Linked DNA regions of Homo sapiens: all the other regions are linked to region 2. A link is an interaction called in ENCODE POLR2A ChIA-PET data of the cell type or tissue named here. Cell type or tissue: GM12878. All regions are shown on one strand. Each heading gives the region's core, and the rest is flanking DNA. Links, peaks and the distances in the headings are about the cores only.

Region 1 (7,644 bases), core at 2,239-4,738, 450 kb after region 2:
GTGGCGTTGAGATGGTAAAGGTGAATGGAGGCAAGATAAACCAGAAAAAGGAGCCCGGAGAAGATGAAGGACTGAGGCCCTGATGGTTTCTGAGCCCCCAGCACGTGCTCCGCAGATGGCTGTGGAATGTGTCTGAGGGAGAGAGCGTATACTTGATAAAGAGTTCAGATGGCATAAATTGTGGGATGCAAGAACAATTCTCATACCTAGGGTCACGCCACTACATTTTAGTAATTCTGGTATGAAAATTAGAAATGGGTGAGGTATATAGGGTTTGAGGAAGGAGGGGCTGGGAAGAGAGAGTTAATGGATAACATTCAAGTACACACCTGTAATCCCAGCACTTTAGGAGCCCCAGACAGGAGGATCCCTTGAGGCCAAGAGTTTGAGATCAGCCTGGACAACATAGTGAGACCCTGCCTCTACAGAAAATTAAAAACAAATTAGTGGGGTGTAGTAGTGTGCACATGTAGTCCCAGCTACTCAGGAAGCTGAAGCAGGAGGATTGCTTGAGCCGGGGAGGGTGAGGCTTCAGTGAGTGGTGATCACACCACTTCACTCCAGCCTGGGCAGCAGGGCGAGACCCTGTCTCAAAAAAAAAAAAAAAAAAAAAGGAGAAAAGATCATTGCCCAAAATGAAACTTCCTGAATAATCAATGGATTTCAATCATTTCTATCTATTTTTCAATGGTCTGATGACCTTGTGTTGAAGGACATGCAGGGTTTATTTCAAAAGGAGATTCCTGGGCCCTTGCCTCGATTTCCTGAATTAAAGTACTAGTGCTGAGGCCCAGAACCTGCCTGTTAAACAAGCTCCCTAGGTCATGCGTGTGCCCACCAATATGTGAGAACTTGTCTCCATTATCCTGAGAGGGCTGACTGTATTCTTTCACATGATTTCTTCTGGAAGCACTGAAGAGGGGTTCTTGTACCCGTCTGTTAGGAAGAAAATCAACCATTTCAAAGCACGCTGCAAATCTGAAGCCTTCCAGGCACCACTGGTGAGATAAAGGATAGAATCCAGGTGGTATCTCCTCTCCATATAACTAGGCCAAAGGTAGCAACTAGGAAGGTTTTTGCTCCCGCCCAGGAAGACTCACTTGCTGGGTCCCACTTCTGCAGTGCTTGCTGGCATCATGGCAGGGAAGAGACCTGCCCCTCTCTTTCCAGCCTCCCGAGGAAGCCTCTCCACAAACCCTCTTTCAGAATCATAAGAGCAAAGTGACTCACATCCGTAGGACTCACAGGGTGACATCAGGTTTATGGGCAGGGAAGGAAGGTAAGCTCCATTGCCTCCTATCATTGTGTGTGGCCTTCAGGCTGCAAATGTGCATGCCTGACTGCCTGAGCCCTTTCTTGGGATCAAAGTCATCTGGTTCCACCCACAGACATCATAGTTGCCCTTGCAAGAATGTCCTGAGCTGGGCATGGAGGTGCATGCATATAGTCCCAGCTACTCAGGGGGCTGAGGCAGGAGGATTGCTTGAGCCCAAGAATTCAAGTCCAGCCTGGGTAACATAGCGAGACCTCATCTCTAAAAATAATAATAATAAATAAATAAACAAAAAATAAGAATGCCCTCAGTTTAGGGTTGAGTTTTGACAAAAAGGCATCCACATCTCTCAGGCAATACAAGAGCAACGAAACTGACTTTGATGTCTCTGTTGATGGTGTACACATTGCATCATTAAAGATTGTTTGGGCTGCAACCAGCTGAAGATCCCATGACCCTTGACTTAGAGCACTAGGAATGGCCCAGGGTGAATTCTGTGGCTCTGTGATAACCCCAAGGGTGGAGGCTCTTTCTGTCTTACTACTCTACCATTTTTGGCGTGTCAGCAACATCCTGCTTTCTAGTCAAAGATGACCACCATGTTTCCTCGCACACCGTGGAAACCCAAGCAGGAGACGAGGGAGACTTGGCAAAGGGCTTCCTCCCCCTGAACCTCTCTCATCAGGGAGAGGGACCTTCCCTAGAGGCAGGCCTTGATCACATGATGACTCCACGGTCTATGACTGCAAAAGGGCACTCACTGCCATACACGAGGGTTCTGTTATTAATGAAAGGGGACTGGCCACTGGTAGGCCATAAAAATGTGTCCCGCATGGGGAATAGGTATTAATGAGTAAAGAATTCAAAGGACTTCATTTCCTCCCACCAGAGCATTGCACCCAGTGGAGAAGCATGTGTGGCCAGGGAGCTGCATGAAGGTGAAATCAGAACCTGTCCTTGGAGCACTCCTGGAAGTATGAGCAGGGGTGCAGTCAGGACGGCCTGACTCTCTGACCCTGTGACTGAGCCACAGGGGTCTCTTCTATGCTTCACTGTGCTTCTTCAATCTTGCCATCACTGTGTTGAAAAAGCATCCCTGGGCATTTGTGGTGAAGCCATTGGCAGAGCATCAACAGTCTTTCCAATGTACCAGTCCCACAGGGACCAGCCCCGGCTCCTTTACTTGGTTCATCATCCCACAAAAAAGGCTCCAGAGTGATGAGTGGAGGGAATGTGTATACAAGCTGGGAGATGCTTCAGGGATGGGGCATGACTCTGAGAAGCTCCACATGCAAAACAGGGTTATGATGGTCTAGGAGCCAGCTGCAGGGAGGTGGGCAGCCAGGAGGTGGGCTGGGGCTATCAGGGGAGTGACTGACTGCAAGGGCAGGCTCAAGGTGAAACTTTGAGAGGCAGATCCCAAGGCCCTTGGATCTGGCCTGTTACAGCAAATGGAGGAGTAAGGCAGAAAAGTCCTCTAGGGCTGTCTTCTACTCTCTCCTCCAACAGATTTTCACTGAGCATTTGCCATGAGCCAGACTCTGTTAGCTGTTGAGGTTTCAAGGGAAGGTAGAAAAGACAGAAGCAAACCAATGATAAAGATATCTATTGTCTTTTAGTGACTTTCATACACGCTCCCTCTCTTTTTTATTCTGTGCATCTCATTATCTAAGGGCTCGTTTTGTACCAAATGCTTTTATACATCATCTCATTCAAATCTCTCTGAGGTTGGAAATGCTATTTTTGTTTTACAGCTGTAAAAACTAAGGCCAGAGAGGGAAAGTGAGTGACCCAGGGCCCCACAGCTAGACAGATTCAAATCCATGGGGTCTATCTTAGTGACAAAGCTGGCACATTTCTTCCCCTCCTTGTGCCTGCTGAGGTTTTTTTGTTTTGTTTTGTTTTGTTTTTTGTTTGTTTGTTTTGGCTTTTAACATTTTACAATATTTTGCTATTTTTTCCTAATCAGGCAATATACATAAATATTTTAACAATCAACTAGTTTAAGATTTATGAAAAACAGCGTTTTCTTGCCCACCTTCTCCCAATTCTTCCTGCTCCCCAGAGGCAGCCACTTCCAAATGTTAGCCAGTTCAATTCTACATGTAATAGGAGAACGGCAATTTTTATTGATGTGTTGATTTGAGACATTTGGCATCTTCCGGTGATGAAGTTTTGTCTCTCTCTACTGGACACCATCTGCCTCTTCCAGATGTATTCTTCTCACCCTGGGCATTCTCCCAAGAGGCTGACCTGTAGGAACGCAGTGAACAGGCTACCTGATCACTGGCTTCTGGGTTGGGTGTGGCTCATGAGAGACATTGGCAGGAGACTGGATTGGAGGAAGATGCAGGGGCCAGAGTGTTTACTCTCCTAGATAAGCCCCTTCCTCCTCTTCTGGCAGGCAGTGCTCTCCATATAGCCGCTCTCTTAGGTTCTAGAAATTGCTCCTACCTTGCCCTTGAGCTCTCATGCCTAGAGGTGGCAATGACTGCCTGCTACTGTCAGTGCTAGGTACTGCACTCTGTTTTCCTAAACCCTTTTCACACTTTTATGAATAGTCTATTCATTACAATTAGATACAACTTACCCCCACACCATCCCCATACAACTATACACTCCCCTTCCAGTATCCTCTCAATATAATTATATCATATTTGTTGACATCATTAGTTGGACAGTATTTACATTATTAAACTATATAAATATTGCTGACTACATAGCCAAGTAGAGAGTTATCAGTCGTGATTGCATTTCCTTTTCTAAACTAATTTTTGTTTTTCCTGCGTTTAACTGCCCATTTTAAAAAAAGACTTAGTTTTCAATACATAGGTCTTTAATTCTTTCCACACACACCATCAGACATGTTAAATGCATGTACATGTTGTTTTCCTGTTTCAAACATTGTAAATTCTCTGTATCTTTTTCTTTGGGTGGGGGGCAAGTGTGAAGTAAACCAGCCTCCAGAATAAATAGAACTCAGTGTTATGGATTCTAAAATTAAAATCTTAACAAATTAACAAAGTGATGAAAACAGGAAGTTTAGCTCTCAAGGATCCTTTATTGGTCTTAAAGGTTTTACTCTCTTTGGCAAATATTGTGACCACTTTATAGATGCTACATATTCTACTAGACAAATACTATGACCTCTTTCAAAGTGTATCATCATTCCCCTTTTAAATAGCACATTCGAAGTGTGCTGACTTTTAGTTCTAGGGTCTGCCTTCCCCTTACCTGCTGAGTGTCACAGGATCTCTTCCCTCCTTGATTATCTCAAGGAGATACATCAACTTTTGGTTCATAAAAGAAAGTCAGTCGCTTTTATTTGTTAAAGACTTGAAGTATGGGCTGGGCGTGGTGGCTCACGCCTGTAATCCCAGCACTTTGGGAGGCCGAGGCAGGCGGATCACCTGAGGTTTGGAGTTTGAGACCAGCCTGACCAACATGGAGAAACCCTGTCTCTACTAAAAATACAAAATTAGCTGGATGTGGTGGCACATGCCTGTAATCCCAGCTACTTGGGAGGCTGAGACAGGAGAATCGCTTGAACCCGGGAGGCGGAGCTTGCGGTGAGCCGAGATCGCCCCATTGTACTCCAGCCTGGGCAACAAGAGCAAAACTCTGTCTCAAAAAAAAAAAAAAAAAAAAATTGAAGTGTAGTAGGCCTCAATCTCTGGCTTCCTGCAGTGTAGATCTTATCAACATAAGGTCTCTATTTAAAAATGCTGAAATTGTAGTCTTATTTTTCGCAAACTTTTCCTGGAGACCCTTCCCTGGAGCCCCCTCTTAGTCAGCTACTTGCTGGACCTTTCTTTCAGCATTATCAGCTATTTCCCTTTCCCTCTCCTGTGCTAGATGTCCTGTTTCCTGGATTCCATACCCTCTTATTTCTTGATTTACTCCTTTGTTTTGCTGGAGCAGATCTTCTAGCAGCTTTGTAAGAAAGCGTGCATGGAAGGTAATTTTTCTTGAGTGCCTACATGTCTAAAAATGTATATGTCCTACTATTCACTTGAATTGTAACTGGACAAGCTTAAAATTTCAGACTATAAATGATCTTTCCTCAAAATTGTGAAACATTGCTCCATTGTTTTCCTGTAATAAGTGTTGCTGGAGAGAAATCTGAAGCCATTTGATCCCCTTTTTTTGGTTTGCTATGTGTTCCCTATAGAATTCTCTTTTTAACCCTGGTATTTTGAAATTTATGGCACAGGACTTTGGTTGTGCCAAAAAAGGGCACATTTTAAAAATTTTATTATTTTAGTGGTGTTTTTCAATTTGAGAATCTTAGCTTTTAGTTATAGAAACTTAGTTATAGGAACTTTTCTTTATATAGAATTTCCTTCCTTCCAATTTATATATTGCCTCGGGAATTCCTACCATTCAATTTGAAACTTGTGGATTGAGCTTTTAAGTCTCTTCTTTTATCTCTCTTATTTCTTTTTTTCCTCTGGTTCTGTTTTCTGGGAGATTTCTTTGACTTATCTTTCAATTGTTTATTAGAATTTTAATGATCCAATTTCTTGTTTTCTGACTGCTTTACATTAAAAACATTTTATTCTAGTTTTACATATTCAATATCTTCTCTCTCTTTCTAAGGAGAGTAATCTGGTTTATTTTTATTTTAGAAGTTTTCTTCTCTTTCCTGCGTTGTCTCTGTTTCTCCTGGGTTCTTATTTTTGTTGTGTCTGTTTCGGTTTCTAAATCTTGAAGTCTTACTTTGCCTGCCTAGAGACCCTTAGCTACTTGGAAGCTCTGTGTTTTCAAGGTTGGGCTTTTAACTGGTGGGTATCAAAGTAGGGTTAGTGGTGAGCGGGACATTTTTGTGGGGACTCCCATATTTCAATATCTAAAGGAATCCTTTTTTATTTTTATTTTTCCAGGACCATTTAGTCTATCCAGGGAACTAATGTCTATATCTGTACCCTGGTTGGTAAAATGCTAGCTGTGAGCGGGGGCAGGGGGAGGTGACGAAGTGGGGATCCCTGTGTGTCTCAGTCTCCACTGTGCAAACTTACCCCTATCCCCCGTCCCTTCAGTTTTATTGACCCCTACTTTACACTGTGTGTGATGACCCCAAGTCTAGAGAATTTCAGGTTAATTTCTCCCAGAGTGTAATTGCCAGTCCCAGGCTGGGGTCGGGTGGAAGTGAAGTAGTATGTATGGGCTGGAGGGTAGTTGCTGCGGTCAAAGGGAGAAAAGGGCACATGGAGATCGAACTAGACCATGTTCTGACTTTCACTCTGCTCCCCTATTTCACACCCAAGCCTTGCACCTGTCTTTTAAGGCATCTGGTGCCTTAGCTTATGCTCTCAGAGTCCTGGAAGAGGACTGGCCTCTTCTCACACCCTCTTCTCCCCCTTCCCCTTGCAGGCACCCTAGCTCACAACTTACTCCTAAATCTGTACCATTTCTTTATCTGCTTTCCATCTTCCAAAATAATAATAATAATAATAATAATAATAAAAACACCTGCTGAGATCTCTTCTTCTGATGTCTTTTAATTCCTTTCCTGCCTCTGGAGGTCAATCTGCTATGTTTAGTTAGAAGTCCCAAAGGCCATGCTTTGAACCATTAGGTAATCCTGCTTTCTGCAAGACAACTTCAGTATCTGAGAGTTTTTTCCTCCCGTAGTAAAAACAAAGTCATTTCCATCTTTGTGTTTACCACAGCTGGTGGCAAAGACTCTCCTTGGCCAAGGCTTAGTCAGGCTCCTCTGAGCTCTCTTATCGACTAGGCTTCGGCCTTGGTCTTAGTCGTTGCCGAGCCTGCACTGCCCAGTCTTGGCAAGAATCCTGTTAAGTCAGTTTAGCAAGAATCCCTCACCCTTGATTTATGATCACCCTTAATATCTGATCAAGTTCTTTATGTACCACATTTTCTTTTCTCACTGCACTTTCACACTTTCATTTCTAACATCCCTCACTTTTGATGTATATATCCTTGGCCTGCCTTTAGCAAGAATTCTGTTAGGTCAGTTTTGCAAGAATCTCTGTACCCTTGATGTGTCCTCTTGGTAATTTTTCATCCAATCATCCCCATCTTGTTCCTTGGCCCCAGCAGTCTTTGTTGTATTTGGAGTTGAGCCCAATCTCTCTCCCTTATTGCACTGTCCCTATTGCAATAGTCCTTTAAAAAAACAATTTTTTTTTTGGCAGAGAGAGGGTCTCCCTATGTTGCCCAGGCTAGTCTCAGACTCCTGGCCTACTAGGTGATCCTCCTGCCTCGGCCCTCCAAAGTGCTGGGATTATAGGTGTGAGCCACCACATCCTGCAGTAATCTTGGATAAAGTCTTCCCTACCCTTATAACAAGTGTCAAAATAATATTATCACTGGCATTTGGGAAACAGTGCAGAAGCAGTGCAAGCAGG
Region 2 (7,644 bases), core at 3,417-5,916:
GGATGGAGTGTACTGATAGAGGACATGAGTAAATTCAGAAACTATAAGGGAAACAAGGTGGCACAAGACGTATCGGGCAGCCGTTAATTGCTCTGTGGGTGCTGGAGGGAGGAAGCACACATCAGCACAGGAGAATAATACCCGGATTCAGGTCAAGCAGAGATGTGATTAAAGAAAGGACATGCACAGTGCTTTTTCAAACAAGGACAGTCTTACACCGGGAAGAGAGTTATTGAAAAGAAGAACACCGCACCCCTCGTTCCTACAATACCCTGATATCCCAGGGAGCCCAGGCCTGCTCCCGAGGAGGCTGCAGCGGCTAAGGCTCCCCAAACCTTTAGGTTTCACATCCCCTTTAGATGAGTTCATACCCAGGGCTAAAGTTGTAAGCCTTCCCATACATCCCACCTCCCAACATCGGGAACAAAGGCCTCTTCTGCCAAGAGGGTGACAGATCTTCCCTAGCAGCCCCGAGAGTCACCGAGGGGCACTGTCACTGTTTTCTGCTGTCTGTCTAGGCGATCTGACCCAGGAGTTATACTCCCTCCCAATCATCAGCAGGGCCTGCCTTTCTATTAACAGGCTGTGGGCTCTGAATCCTACAGAGAAGTGAACAAGCAGCCCCTCCACAGCTCGGACTGGAGTTTGCTACAATTCTTAACCGAACTCCTCTCTCTCCCTCTTCCTGGGTTCTTGTTCACCTGGCGGCACTACCTGTGCTATCATGGGATCCAACATCACTCTCTTTTGACTGGGGGATAAGCCCGTTTCTTCTCAGGGAACAGGTGGTAACTCCGTGTTTGCGCAACTGGTGGCGTTCACAGTTAGATTTGGTAGAAAAGAAGGCATCGCATTTTTGACAAGGGAAGGGTTTCTGACCTGAAGCAGGAAAAAAAATATATATTTATCTGGCTTTCTACTGCAATGAAATAGAAAAGTCGCTTTTGTTTATTCTCCTGGGATCATTGGCAGTTGTTCCCCCCTCCTCCATCCCTTCAAGAAAATTAACAAAACACATTAGAAAAAAAAAAACCATCAATGACTAAAATGATCATTCTCCCTTTTCCTAAGTTGAATGGAATATGAATTTTTGTCCTCAAAATACTAAAATAAATGAAACTGAAAAATATACATTTAAAGTAAAACAACGGTATTACAATTAAAATATTAACGACAACAAAAAAAAGCGAATGAAGAGATTTTAGAGCACAGCAAGAAAACACCTATATTCTATCACAAAGAGAAAGACGCCCTCTAACGAGTTCTAGTGTGGCAAGGACACCGTAATATGGACACTAGGAAATCCAATGGGGAACCCCTGGGTATCTTTGGGGGCCCATGAAGAGAAGAAGTCAGGGACAGCCCCCAGCCAGGGTGGCCAGTCCCCCTTCCTGGCCTTGGTGGCTGTGTCCCTCCCACAGGGGAACGGGAGCAGTGAGTTCTGACTTCCCAGGACAACTCCTGTCTGACTTGCCGAGACATCCTGCAGTGACCTCTGTTCAAGTTCACTGTGGTCCTAGGTGGCAACAGTCAGGAGATCTTCTCATTAAAGGTTCTTTGTTCCCCCTGCTCCAAGCTTGGTTGCAAATGAGTGACCAATACGTAACTATGTCTGCATTTGATCATGTGCTCCACTCAACAGATGTGCATGTGAAGAGGACATTTTGGCAGCCCTGCCTCGCCCCTAGACCCATCCCAAACGCACAGATGGGTGAGCCACTGAGAGAGGCACAGTCCCCTCCTGCTTTGGTCTGCCTACCCTCTCCTTTTACTTGGATTCCTTTTGTGCTGTAAACATCATGTTTCAAAATGCAATAGAAGCTCCTCTACAACTTGTCCTGGGTTTGTGCGGATGCATGTGAGGGAGAAAGAAAGCACAAGGGAAAAAGGAGGTGGAGAGGAAAAGAGAGGAGGAGGGAGGGGATCAGGGGCCTTCAGGAGGCGGAAGTTGGTGGTGCATCACTTGTGTATCACTGAATTCCTCCCTTTCCCCCAAGTTGCTGGAGTCCAAGGTCCCAGTTGCTAATGTTACAGGGTAAAAGGTTTTGTGTGTTAACCAACATGACTTCAGAGCTGGGGCCCAGTACTTTTGTCTCATAACCCTAGGATTGCCACAATTAAACACAGCTCCCTGGAAACACAGATCACAGGGGCCTCTGGCGTTAGATTAATGTCGATAGAAGCCTGAACTAGTGCAGGTGCCCAAGGCCACGCACTCCCCTGTGAATGCACAGCAAGGGCCTGGCACCTGGGGACCAGCCAGAGGGGCCACGTGTTTTCCCAGGGGAAGGAGGGACTAGCCTTAACCGGCACTGGCTGTGTCACACGACTCCAGGGGGCGCCATTCATACAGAGCCTGAAGGTGTGGACCTGGCACCGCCCCCATGACAGCATGGCCACAATTTCACATCAGGAGTAATAATCAGAGACAGGGGACATTGATTCCCTCCTGAGCTAAAAGACCCTTTAAGATGATGCTTACAAATCTCCTCAGGCGCTTTTAAGAATAAAGATGCAACAATCAAAGACAACAGAATTAGAAACCCGGAAAGGGCAGAATCAGACACCCAGAAATCCGGCCTGTGTGCTTCTGAGTAGCTCCACAAGGCAACCTGAACAAAAGTGGAGAACCCCACTGACTGTTTTCAGGGTCTCCTCATATCATTCTGCAGGTGTTTTCTGCAAAATTTATTTTTAAAACATCCACATTAAAAAAAAAAAGTGTGACTAGTTGTACAGTATGTCAGTGTTCATGGTGCGTCTTCCAAATTACTTCTTGTGGTCATGTGCGGTGGCTCACGCCTGTAATCCCAACACTGTGGGAGGCCAAGGTGAGCAGATCACTTGAGGCCAGGAGTTCAAGACCAGCCTGGCCAATACGGTGAAACCCCATCTCTACTAAAAATACAAAAATTAGCTAGGCATGGTGGTGCACACCTTAATCCCAGCTACTGGGGAGGCTGAGGTGGGAGGATTGCTTGAGCCTGGGAGGCGGAGGTGGCAGTGAGCAGAGATTGTGCCACTGCACTCTAGCCTGGGCGACAGACAGACTCTGTCTCAAAAATAAAATAAAATGAAAAAAATTACTTATTGTTTTTCATTTAAAATTGAACACAGTATTTAATAATTTCAAGTAAAAATAAAGTACTTTTAACATTTTATTGTCAAAAGGTAACACTGCTGCTTCTCTGAGTCTGGCCAGATTGAGAAAAGAACTGGGCCAAGAGGAAAACAAGTAAGAAGCTACTATGATAGGATTCTTGATTTCAAAGAAAACAATCGGCTTCTCGCTCCCCCCTGTCACATGGTTTACTCTGTAATTTTCACACTGGTAAGTGCGTCACCTTTACAGTTGGTTAGGACTGCCAGGCTGACGTCCCCATGAGAAGGTCCCTATTAATGCTAAATTCAGAAAACAATCCATGATGTGAAAGTATTGCATCAAACTACAAAGGCTCCCAAAGTGACATAACAACTCACATGAGTCATTAGAAGCTCACATTTCACTGCGTAAGTCTGACATTTTTACATAGTGGTGGGCTCTCTGGATTGCAGGGATGCAGGAAAACGGGCCCGTTTAGTATTTTATAATAACGCAGGTTTCAAAAACACTTGTTGGCCAGCCATCTATATAGAAAGTAGCAAATGATTCTATTTATTTGGTAGCTGCCACGAATAACTGCTTTAGAAGGGGATTTGTAAAAGCACCTGTAACCACAGTGAGTTACCTGCGCACTCAGGACCTACAGCATTCTGCAAGCCCCAACGCGAGCGCTTAAACCATCAGCCAGCTGGGCAGAGTGGCTCATGCCTATAATCCCAGCACTTTGGGAGGCCAACGGAGGTGGATCGCTTGAGCCCAGGAGTTTAAGACCAACTTGGGCAACACAGTGAGACCTTGTCTCTATAACAAATAATAATAAAAAAAAAAGGCCGGCACGGAGGCTCACACCTGTAATCCTAGCACTTTGGGAGGTCGAGGCTGGTGGATTACCTGAGATCGGGAGTTCAAGACCAGCCTGGCCAATGTGGTGAAACCCTGTCTCTACTAAAAATACAAAAAATTAGTTGGGTGCAGTGGCGCGCACCTGTAATCCCAGCTACTCTGGAGGCTGAGGCAGGAGAATCGCTTGAACCCGGGAGGCAGAGGTTGTGGTGAGCCAAGATCACGCCACTGCACTCCAGCCTGAGCTACAGAGCAAGAATTTGTCTCAAAAAATAAAAAAATTAGCCAGGCATGGTGATGTGCACTTGTAGTCCCAGCTACTTGGGAAGCTGAGGCAGGAGGATCACTTGAACTCAGCCAGGAGTTCAAGGCTGCAGTGAGCTGTGATCATGCCACTGTACTCTAGCCAGGGTGCACACAGGCACTCTAGCTTGGGTGACAGGGTGAGAGCTTGTCTCAAAAAAAAAAAAAAAAAAAAAAAAACCTCCAAAAACAAACAAAAAAAATTAGCCAGTGTTTACTCTCCCAGAACAGTCAAGAAACGAAGAAGGACATTGGGGCAAGAGAAGAGTGAACAGTGAGAATAGTTTGATGAGGAGATTGGGGCCTTGGCCTCCAAGATAAAAAAAAAAAAAAACAGAACTGAAAACATTTCTGTTCATTTTTCAAAGACAATCAGGGTTAGAAAGGTGGGGTCTAACTAGCATAGAAAACCTTGCAGTTGCTTTTCTTTTTGTAACAAGATGACAGCCTGAGCAGCCCAGCCTTCTCTCCATTGCTCCTCCACCCCTGCAGGCAGGTTTCTTTCTTTTGGTATTTTCTCTCTGTATTTGGCAGAAGTGTACACAGGACTGGGTACAAACGGCCAAAGCTGTCTTTTAAGAAAGCTAAAAGGAGCCAAATACAAGTGGTGTCCCAGGTGCTTTCCACACCCAGGTTTGGATGACTCACTGACCGAAGCTCTGACCCTCACTGCCAGATAGAAGCAGGGAGGAAAGGGTGTGGGGGGAAAGCCTGAGCCGGCTCAAAAAAGGCGCTCAAAGCACCCATGAGAAAGTAAGCAAGCCAGGGAAGCCCGGAATGGACACCCCATAGTCCCAAGCCCATCACTGTGGGACAAGGAACTGGAGCAAAGGGAAGGGGGAAGAAAATGAGGACAGAGGCTAGAACAGACTGGCTGTGTTTCCTGGCACCCTCTCCTCCACCTGTGGCCTAAAAACACACGAGATGCTCCCGAGGGGTAAAGGCAGGAACAGTGCACTCTTGTCTCCTATGGAGTGGCGCGTTTAGGTAGAGAAAGGTAAGGAACCAGGAACTGTCCTCATCAGCAGGAAAGTATGGTCTGGGAGAGAGCTGGAGAGGAGTGGAAGGAAGGAGGAAAGGCAGGTGTGTGTGGAGACTGTGCCAGGGGGTATGAAAAATGACAGCCCTGCCAGCTTCCTCATCAAACACAGTTCCTGGAACCTGAGCCGGGAGCAAGAAAAGGCTGAGGCCACATGCTCCTTGCCAGCAGCCAGCAGGTATACCCCTCGTTGGACACTGAACACCGGATCTGCTTCTTGCTGCCCCTTTGAGGACTGGGAGGACTGGAGAACACGTGTTTTGAGACAAAGTAGAGACAGTACAGTAATCTGCTGAGGGGGTAGGAGGAGGCCAGCATTCAAGGTGTAGACAGTTTGTTTAAATGCAGTCCAAAACCAGATGCTGCTCAATGCTTCTGGCTGGAACTCAGCTAGATTTTAACACTGTACTCAAAAACACAAAACGGCCAGGCACCGTGGCTCACGCCTAAAATCCCAATACTTTGCAAAGCTGAGGAGTTCGAGAACAGCCTGGGTAACATGGTGAGACCTTGTCTGTACAAAAGCAAAAAACTAGAAAAAACAAAAATACCCCACAGAACATCTTCTCCGAATAACACCTTTGTTTGCAGGGTGGCTGCAGAGTCAATGTTTAACATGTGTACACTCAAGACTTTTTTCAAAGTTTTGGAGACAGCGCCTCACAGAAGCCTAGGGAGCCAAGGATCCATGTGGTTCTGAGTGACAGCAGAGCTGCCTACCAGGAGAAAGATCAGGTCTGTGGGCTGAGGGGCCATCAGGTGACTTCCCAGGCTCCTTCCAGCTCTAATGCTCCGTGAATGGAAAATGCTCTAACACGACACTGGATGTAGCCAAGTGCTCCATATAACATGATTTAGCAGTGGTGATGCTGAACATCCCTGGAAGCTGAGAGTGAAGCCCAGCAAAGGAAATTAATGGAGCTCAATGGGCACCAACCTTCATACAGTGTCTATGCATGTGGCTAACACGATTCTGTAGTCATTAAGTCTGAAATTAGCTAATAACATTCTGATCCACAGTGGTGTCCCCCCTTATCTCAAACTACTTCCAAACCTTCTGCAATGTGGACATGTGGGAACACAGGGAGACATGGAAGGTGCACTCTGCCCGCCTTCTGCCTTCACACAGAGGACACACTGGGCACACACACCCTGACCAGTGGGCAGTTGCACAGAACCGGACCCTGGCTTGGAACAGTAGCTCCATCTCTTATTCCCCATATGGCTGTAGGCAAGTTACTTAGCTCCTTAAAAGTAAACCTCAATTTCCTTGTGGCAACACATGGATGACATCACCCTCACAGGATTGTCATGAAGACTAGCTCTACCAAGAACATATTATGGTAGGATACAGGGACTGCGCCAAAGCAGACACATCTATCAAGGTTATCAATAACTTTTAAGGGACAAGAGGCAGAATGTTTATATTTATATCTACCCCATCCTAACTTAAACAAACCTCCTGCTTTCTTGCTCAGTTTCAGATGCTACTAAATTTTAAACCAACACTGACATTTTGGCATTCAAAAGCCAGGCAATCATGACTGGATTCACAAATGGGAACACATATCAGGCACCTGCAAAGACATGGGCACAACTCTTAAAAAAGAAAATACTAGAAGAGGAAGATGGGGAGGTTGGGTGACAGCAGGGGGAGGTGGGAGCACCGAGGAAGGGGGCGAGCCAAGCCAATCATCAGATCCAGACCATCTGCTTTCTGAAAAGTGGTAACAGAAAGACTCACTTCTCCATAAACTCTCAGTAGGCGATAAACAGGTGGCACCCAAAAAAGGGTAGCAAAAGACATTGCTATAAGGGGCACCTTCTCTTGAAGATGCATTTTCTTCCCTGAACTGCTGTCATCATTAGAATGGTTGCTTTACTTGTCAGGCTTAAACTATTTTAACAGGGAGACAGTGGTATGAAAGGGCAGTACATACTTTACAAATCTAGAAATCCTGGTTCTCCTTGAGTCCTCCCTGGATAGGCACTCCTGACTTGCTACTCCTCAATCCCTGGATTCAAGGACCCACCACAGCAGAAGGAAATGCCGTGTCTGTGTGGCAAGCTCTGGTGACCAGTGCAGCCACTGAGAGTCCTATCGCTCCCAGCCACAACTCCCCTCTGGCTCCCAGATTCCTCTCCCTCCCCAGGCTCCATTCTGCACACTGTTCAGGTATCCAGCGGTGGCTCCATGACCTCCCTCCTGCTGTTCCACCTCATCTAGGAGAAACATCCTTCCACGAGCTTCTCCAAAGCTTTGTGAATGCATTTCCACCTGGACACAGAGCACAGCTCACACCAATTCCCACAACCCACCCTCAACATCCTGTCATAAACCTCCTGACTACCTTGG
Region 3 (7,644 bases), core at 2,239-4,738, 440 kb after region 2:
TTACACAATCCCTGCTTGAAAGGCACCTGGCTTGTTCTGAGTAAACCCTGTGACTCCCTTTAATTCCTGGTGGGTGGCTTGCTTGTGCCCTCATGAGGTTCAGCACTTGGCAGTACCCTGTCACCTGTTCATCATTAGCAATGACGGACGCAATGCTTCCTCTGTGACAAAGCCTCATCCGACAGAGCAGGACTGCAGGGCTTCTCCAGGGCTTGGGGAGGGGGACAAGGGCAGTGCGCACAGTTCCTTTTTGTTTGCTGATGCCACACTAGGCACGTGAAAGGGCTGGGTCAGAGAACCCAGCTTGGCCCACGCTGTCTCGGTTGGTGGCCGTCCTCACCTTCCTCACCCTTCAGATCCCGTAGGGAGCCCCTGCGGTGGTGCCATGGACGGGAAGCATCCCACCGTGCTTGTGGCTCACCTCGAGGTCCAGGTGTCACTGCATGGCCTGAAAAGGACTGTCTCCGAGCAGGTGCTCCCTCATCTCCCCTCTCCCGATTTCTACAACATCCTCTTCCCTGGCTCCTCGCCACTCCCTCCACTCTTTTTTCTTTAAACTTTTATTAAAGAATAACATCCCTCAATTTTTTTCCCTCCAACAAAGAACAAGCTCATGACCAAGAACAAAGAGGACATCTTGACCGTGTAAGTAATGATGACCGCTCTGTCCCCAGCTCATAGGGACCCTGAGGACTCCAGGTTGCCTCCCTATGTTGGCTCCTGATTCAAGCAGATGGCAGGGGGGTGTGTCCCAAGGAGCTGGGTGCTGATGTCAGGAGCCCAGCACCCTTGTGGAAGCCAAGAACGACACTGAGGGGGCAAGAAGAGACTGTGATGAGCTAAGTGATGGTGTTGTCCCCAGCACGCAACAAGGGCTGGTGCGGCAACTGGCGACCTGAGAGGGAGGGCTGGTCCCAGCAGGGAGGTGTTCATAGAAGGGAGAGATTTTCGGTGAGGAGTGGCAGCACAGTCATTCTCAACCCAGTGTGTCTTGGGAGATGCCTATGGGGTGGAAGTTGGATGATCAGGCTGTTATTGGGTCAATCTGATTCAAGGAGAGGGAGGAGAGGTGACGTGGCCAGAAGGAGGGCAGGAGGGTGGACAGCAGAGAATGCAGCCGGCCACCCGGGCCATCCCCCTTGCCTCCACTCACTCATCCTTTCCCACCCCTGGGCCGAGGATGCGTCTCATTAGGTAGTTTTCAGATGGGTAAACTGAGGCAGGAGCCATTCCAGGCCCAGAGAGGAGAGCCAGGAAGGCACGTGTTGTAATCCCTGGGTTAGTTTTTCATTCACACACAGGGGAACCTCTCCAGCCCTGCCACTCACTAGTTTTAAGAGGCTCAAGTGTTCTGATTCCTGGCAGCAGCAACGTGGTAATGCTTCTTTCTTGTTCCCTCCCTGATCCCTTCTTCCCTCATGCTTGAGGGCTTGGCCCCGCTTTTCTCCATGTATTTCCACCAGGGTGCCACACTGCCTGGAATTGCAACCGCTGGGGCCTTGTCCAGTTTATTATCTCTCACCACAGGTGCAGGAAGGAGGCAGGGAGCAGGGCTGTGTCGCAGAGCAAGGCCAGGGCATCCCACCCCACCATGGCCGCCCATCCCCATGGCCTCCCTCAAGATCAGGAAACTGCTCCACATTGCAGTAACTAAGTGCACCAGGCGTGGCTGCTGGTGAGGGGTGGTCAGGCAGCACCTGTGGCCAGCCTAAAGGAAGGTCAAGGTTTGTGAAGGCATCTGGTGCCTCCCCTGTTGAAATTTCTTTTTCTCCTCCTTATTAGTTGAATCTTAAGAATTGACAGTACCATAAAACGTGAAACCTTTATTTCTGCTTTTTAAATGGAAAACCGGGCTGGGCACAGCGGCTCATGCCTATAATCCCAGCACTTTGGGAGGCTGAGGTGGGCAGATCGGCTGAGGTCAGGAGTTCAAGATCAGCCTGGCCAACATGGTGAAACCCCATCTCTACTAAAAATACAAAAATTAGCCAGGCATGGTGGCACATGCCTGTAACCCCAGCTACTCAGGAGGCTGAGGCAGGAGAATCGCTTAAACCCAGGAGGCGGAGGTTGCAGTGAGACGAGATTGCGCCATTGCACTCCAGCCTGGGTGGCAGAGTGAGACTCCACCTCAAAAAAAAGAAAAAAGGAAAACCAAGCAAAAGTCACTGTCAGGGGACCTCCCACCCACCATACAGGGGAACACTCGGCAGAGCCAGAGGCCTGGGCCCAAGTCCTGCCACCAGCTGGCTGTGAAACTGTGGTACAGCACCTTGTGTCCTGCCACCAGCCGGCTGTGAAACTGGTACAGCACCTTGTCCTCAGGTCCTTGGTTTCCTCACTTGTAAATTCATGGTTCTCCATGGCATCTCTGGTCTTCAACATTATTTTGCATAGAGTCTCAGAAGCTTTAGTGTGAGCGGATGATATGGGCACGAAGCAAGGCACCCAGAAGTGGGGGCAACTACTCTGCTTTCTAAAATGCAAGGGAACCGGAAAATCCAGGAGCCGTGCCAAAGTGAGTGAGTATTTTCTTGGGCCACCAAAGGGGTCTGAACTGGTGTGGCTTGAGCTCAGTTTTTGTGGTTCAGATAGATTTGAAAACTCACTTCTCCCCATTAAGCACTGGAAGGAATTAGTCACCCTTCTTTGTGGAAGTGGAGAGATTCTCCGAGAGCTACTCAACAGGCTCCTTTGAAAGGTTCTCAGGACCAGCACTGTGCTGAGTGTGTGTGTGTGTGTGTGTGTGTGTGTGTGTGTGTGTGTGTGTGAAAGAGAGAGAGAGAGAAACAGAGAATGTGAAGGTATGTGAGGGACAGAGGGAGGAGTGAGAGAGAGACACAGAGGGAAACAGAGAGAGATGGAGAGATGGAGGGTGAGTGAGACAGAGAGATATACAGTGAGGGAGATGGAGAGAGAAATGAAGAGACAGAAAGAGAAAGAGAAAGGAGAGGGAGAATGAGTGTGGATAGGGTGGAGGGAACAAAAAGATTAAGATACAGTCACCAACCTCTAGGGTTTACCATCATGCCAACAAATATAGCAATGTTCCTGGGTAGAATAGGGCCATGACAAAGGAGGATAATGGAAAGGGTGGTTAATTCTGGCCAGAAGAACCCCAGAAGACTTCCTGGAGGAGGTGGCATTTGGCTAGTGTTTTCCATTCAGGGTGAGCTGGGTATCTGTGGGTAAGAGCTTCAGAGCAGAGGGAACAGCAGCTGCAGAGATAGGACGCTGGCTGCTGTCTGTCTCTAAGCCTTGGGCTCCTGGGCCAGGCCTTCTTTATGCTCATTCCTTCACAGGTGGAGCAAGACCCTCAGTCCCCCCGACTCCCCACCCCTCACCACCCGGGCTCAGCTGGGGCTCCCCCTCCTCTCTAGAGGCCACACTGGGGAAGTTGCCCTCAGTCTGCAGGCAGCTATGAGAGGAGTTTCACTTCACTCAGCAAAATCTTTTCTTAGAACCACAGTTGGCTTTTACAAAATTTTCTGGCCACATGAAAGCCAAGCAGCCAGTTTTCAAAAGGCTTTCGATGGCTGAGAAGGAATGTTCAAGGAAGGCTGTTGTATCACGGACGAGACTCTTTCCATGCTTATGGTTTGAATGTTTGCTCCCTCCCAAACTCTTGTGGAAACTCAAGCCCCAGTGTGGCAGGATGGAGAGGTGGGACCCAAGAGGTGATTGGGTCGGCCGGGCGCGGTGGCTCACGCCTATAATCCCAGCACTTTGGGAGGCCAAGGCGGGCGGATCATGAGGTCAGGAGATCGAGACCATCCTGACTAACACGGTGAAACCCCGTCTCTACTAAAAATACAAAAAATTAGCTGGGCGTGGTGGCATGTGCCTGTGGTCCCAGCTACTCGGGAGACTGAGGCAGGAGAATCACTTGAACCCGGGAGGCGGGGTTTGCAGTGAGCCGAGATTGCACCACTGCACTCCAGCCTGGGCGACAGAGCAAGACTCCGTCTCCAAAAAAAAAAAAAAAAAAAAGAGGTGAATGTGTCATGAGGGCTCTCTGCCCTCATGAGTGGATTAATCCATTCATAGATTAATGGATTAATGAATTAAAGGGTTGTTTTGGGAGTGGCTGGCTTTATGACAGGAAGAGAGGCCTGTGCCTGCCCAGTGAGCTCTCTCCCCACAAGATGCCCTGTGCTGTCATGAGACTCTGCAGTGTCCCTACCAGCAGGAAGGCTCTCCCCAAATGCAGCCCCTTGACCCTGGACTTCCCAGCCTCCAGAACTGTAAGAAAGACATTTCATTTCTTCTAAATTACCCAGTCTCCAGTATTCTGTTATAAACAATAGAAAAAGGACTAGGACGCCATCTTTATGTCTTTTTACGGTTGGGATGGGGAGGGAAGTGGTGAGGAGGAGACCAAAGTTGGAGATACCTGTGAACAAAGTGACATCCTTGAGGGAGTGAGCCCCCTTCACCAGTGGTGTACATTCTGCCACCCACTCATGTTTTATTCATCTGGCTTCCACCATCTTCCTTTGCCAGCCACAGTGTTATGAGTGCTGAGGGACAGAGCGGGGAGATGAGGATTCCAAGAATGAATAGAGTGAGTTCTCTTCCTTTTAAAGTTGCAAATGAATGATTACTCAATGTGGCAGCTACGAGCTGCAGTGAACAGTGCAAAATAGCAAGTTTCTGGGTCTTGGGGAATCGAGGAGGCATTTTTTGAGTGTGGTTTTGCAGAATAAGTCAGCATTTACCCACAGAGACAAGCAAGAAAGATGTCCTAAAAAGCAAAGCAGCAACTGCAGGGGCCACCTAGGGACAAAACCCCAAGTCCTAGTCTGTTGCTGTCACCAAATGTCACGTTGCCTCTTTGTGCCTCTGCTCAGCAGAGATCACCGTTGATGGAGCATTGTGAGGCCTTTCAGGGTGAGGAGGTGTTCTGCTCTGGAACTCTATCATCATCTTACAGAACATGGTGTCAGCTTCCAGGGACTGTTTGACACACAATTTTGGTTTCCCCCAAGCACAGAACCTGGCACATGTTAAAAACCTAATCAGTGTTTTTTGTCATGAAAGCAAAGCATTGTAATTCTGTGACTAAAGCATGACAGCTATATTTTGTCAGGTAGAAAAAGAACACAGGCGGTTGTCTTGACTGTGCTTAGAAGGGCGTACACTAAACCTATTACTATTGTGGATTTTATTTGTGAGATTTTCTTTTTTTAATGAAAGAAGAGGTGTTTAACACATCTTAACTGCAATATTTGCAAGTGTTCATAAGCCTGAAATGTATAGAACTGAACTGAATTTTTTAAAGTTAGGCATCGTTACCATGATTTTAGCAGTTGTTTATTGAGTAGGGATAAGGGGCTTTGCACACTGCATGCTTTCTCTATGTCTGTTTACTTTGATTTTTCCTCTCATCTCTATGTGAAAGTGGAATACATTTCCTCAGAAGAAGCCTGACTGGAAGCAAGCATCTGCAAAAGCAACATGGACTTGTCCTTAATAGGAAGAGGAGCTGCTGGCCTGGGCATGAAAGGGAGAGCAGGAAGGCCAGGGGCTCAAAGCACAGAGATGGGGCGCAGGGAGGCAGCAAGGGGTGGACAGAGTGGGTGACCTGGAGACTGTGAGGAGGGTGTTAACACTGCTAGAGAGAAAGCATGGGTATGTTAGGCCAATCTTGCATTGCTATGAAGGCATACCTGAGACTGGGTAATCTATAAAGAGAAGAGGTTTAATTGGCTCACAGTTCTGCAGGGTGTACAAGAAGCATGGCACCAGCATCTGCTTGGTTTCTGGCAAAGCCTCAGGAAGTTTTACTCACGGCAGAAGGTGAAGCAGGATCAGGCACATACACGGGCACATCACACGGCCAGAGTGGAAGCAACAGAGAGGGAGGGAGGAGGTGCCACGCACTTTTAAACAACCAGCTCTTCAAAGAACTCACTCATCACCAAGGGGATGGCTTTAAGCCATTCATGAATGATCTGCCCTCGTGATCCAAATACTTCCCGCCAGGCCCCACTTCCAACACTGGGGATTACAATTTTACATGAGATTTGACAGGGACACAGACCCAGACCATATCAATGGGCTTGAGGCATGGAACAGATCATTCTTTGCACCTCATGCTGTCTTCATTTCTTCCCCCTCTGGAAATGAGACCAAATGTGAAGACTGTGGACACTTTCAGGCAGGTGGGACCCCAGATGATGGCCTCTGGGGGGAACCATCTGTTACCAGGTGCCCAATGGGGTAGTGATAAAGAAGGTGAACCCCGGAGCTCAACTGCCTGGGTGCAAATCCTGCTGTTCCACGCACTCGCTCTGCAACCTTGGGTAATTTAGTCAGCCTCTCGATGCTTTCGTTTCCTCATTGGTGGAGGGAGCAGTAAGAACACGTGGCTCGTGGGAGGCTGCAAGGGACCAAGTGCATGAAAGGTTTAGAGTAGCACCTGGTGGGTTGGGCACGGTGGCTCGCGCTTATAATCCCAGCACTTTGGGAGGCCGAGGCAGGTGAATTAGCTGAGGTCAGGAGTTCAAGACCAGACTGGCCAACATGGCAAAACCTCATCACTACTAAAAATACAAAAATTAGTCGGGTGTGGTGGTGGGCAGCTGTAGTCCCAGCTACTCGGAAGGCTGAGGAGGGAGAATTGCTTGAACCCAGGAGCCGGAGGTTGCAGTGAGCCAAGATCACACCATTGCACTGCAGCCTGGGTGATAGAGTGAGACTCTATCACAAAAAAAAAAAAAAAAAAAAAAAAATAGCACCTGGTGCCTAGCAAGGGCTCCACACCTAGGCATGGATCAATGTGCTTTCTATGACCCCTTAAGCCCATTTCCCCATAACACATTTTGTAGTCTCAACCTGAATTCTGACTACAAGAGAACCTGGCATAATTGCTTCTTTTGTTTAAATCAGTTACGGTGTTTTTTGTTTTTTTTTGTTTTGTTTTGTTTTGTTTTTTGAGACAGAGTCTCACTCTGTCACCCAGGCTAGAATGCAGTGGCATGATCTCGGCTCACTGCAAGCTCCACCTCCCGGGTTCACGCCATTCTCCTGCCTCAGCCTCCCAAGTAGCTGGGACTACAGGCGCCTGCCAACACACCCAGCTAATTTTTTTGTATTTTTTTTTCTTTTAGTAGAGACGGGGTTTCACCGTGTTAGCCAGGATGGTCTCGATCTCCCGACCTCATGATCCTCCCGCCTTGGCCTCCCAAAGTGCTGCGATTACAGGCGTGAGCCACCACGCCCAGTTACGGTGTTTTTAGCAGCAAGTAATACAAAGTGGCTTCTTCAATACAGATGTTCATGCTTACTTAGCAGGAAATTCAGAGGCAGATGGTCTCTCCAGACATTTCTATGTCTCCTAATCTTTTTGCCTGATTTTGAGCCATTTTGGTGATCATCGAGTGAGTCTACCAAGGTTGAGCAGAGAATGGAGAGATGGTAAAAGCCAAACTGGCCCATTTATGAGGTGCAGCCGCCATGCAGAGGAATGACGTTTTTTGAAAATAAAAGCAAAACCTGCCTGGGTTCATGTTTCCAAGGGAGCACTGTCCTTTGAGGTCACCTGGGAAGCAGGGCACTTTTTCCAGTGTGATGCGTCACTCAGGTGATTTTGAACTCTTCTCCTGGAATCTTCCCTGGAGGTAAATTACAAGTCACATTCAC

What was found. Peaks named below come from ENCODE experiments on the same cell type or tissue, not always from the same donor. Only the 100,000 strongest peaks of a DNase experiment are listed, where the experiment ranks them.
Region 1: POLR2A ChIA-PET joins it to region 2 with 6 read pairs; 3 of 35 experiments call an interaction of 5 or more read pairs at or near these places.
Region 3: POLR2A ChIA-PET joins it to region 2 with 5 read pairs; 3 of 35 experiments call an interaction of 5 or more read pairs at or near these places.

Annotation. Positions count from the first base shown.
Region 1 is chr6:6,784,709-6,792,352 of GRCh38, reverse strand. The region is part of intron 2 of LOC101928004 (a long non-coding RNA gene); the gene reads left to right. Among named protein-coding and RNA genes, the nearest start is that of LINC03055, 97 kb to the left of the region's middle. In GM12878, for the core only: a CTCF peak has its summit at 3,784; no DNase peak of the experiment used is centred there.
Region 2 is chr6:7,233,673-7,241,316 of GRCh38, reverse strand. It overlaps RREB1 (ras responsive element binding protein 1), which reads right to left. Exons shown (of 13, transcript NM_001003699.4): 11 at 715-879. Among named protein-coding and RNA genes, the nearest start is that of SSR1, 76 kb to the left of the region's middle. RefSeq lists enhancers at 4,714-4,813, 5,094-5,193. In GM12878, for the core only: no CTCF peak of the experiment used is centred there; a DNase peak (open chromatin) is centred at 4,706; H3K27ac peaks cover 2,134 bases.
Region 3 is chr6:6,795,717-6,803,360 of GRCh38, reverse strand. It overlaps LOC101928004 (a long non-coding RNA gene), which reads left to right and starts at 2,190. Exons shown (of 5, transcript NR_187687.1): 1 at 2,190-2,518. RefSeq lists an enhancer at 1-316. In GM12878, for the core only: no CTCF peak of the experiment used is centred there; DNase peaks (open chromatin) are centred at 3,450 and 4,712; H3K27ac peaks cover 2,489 bases.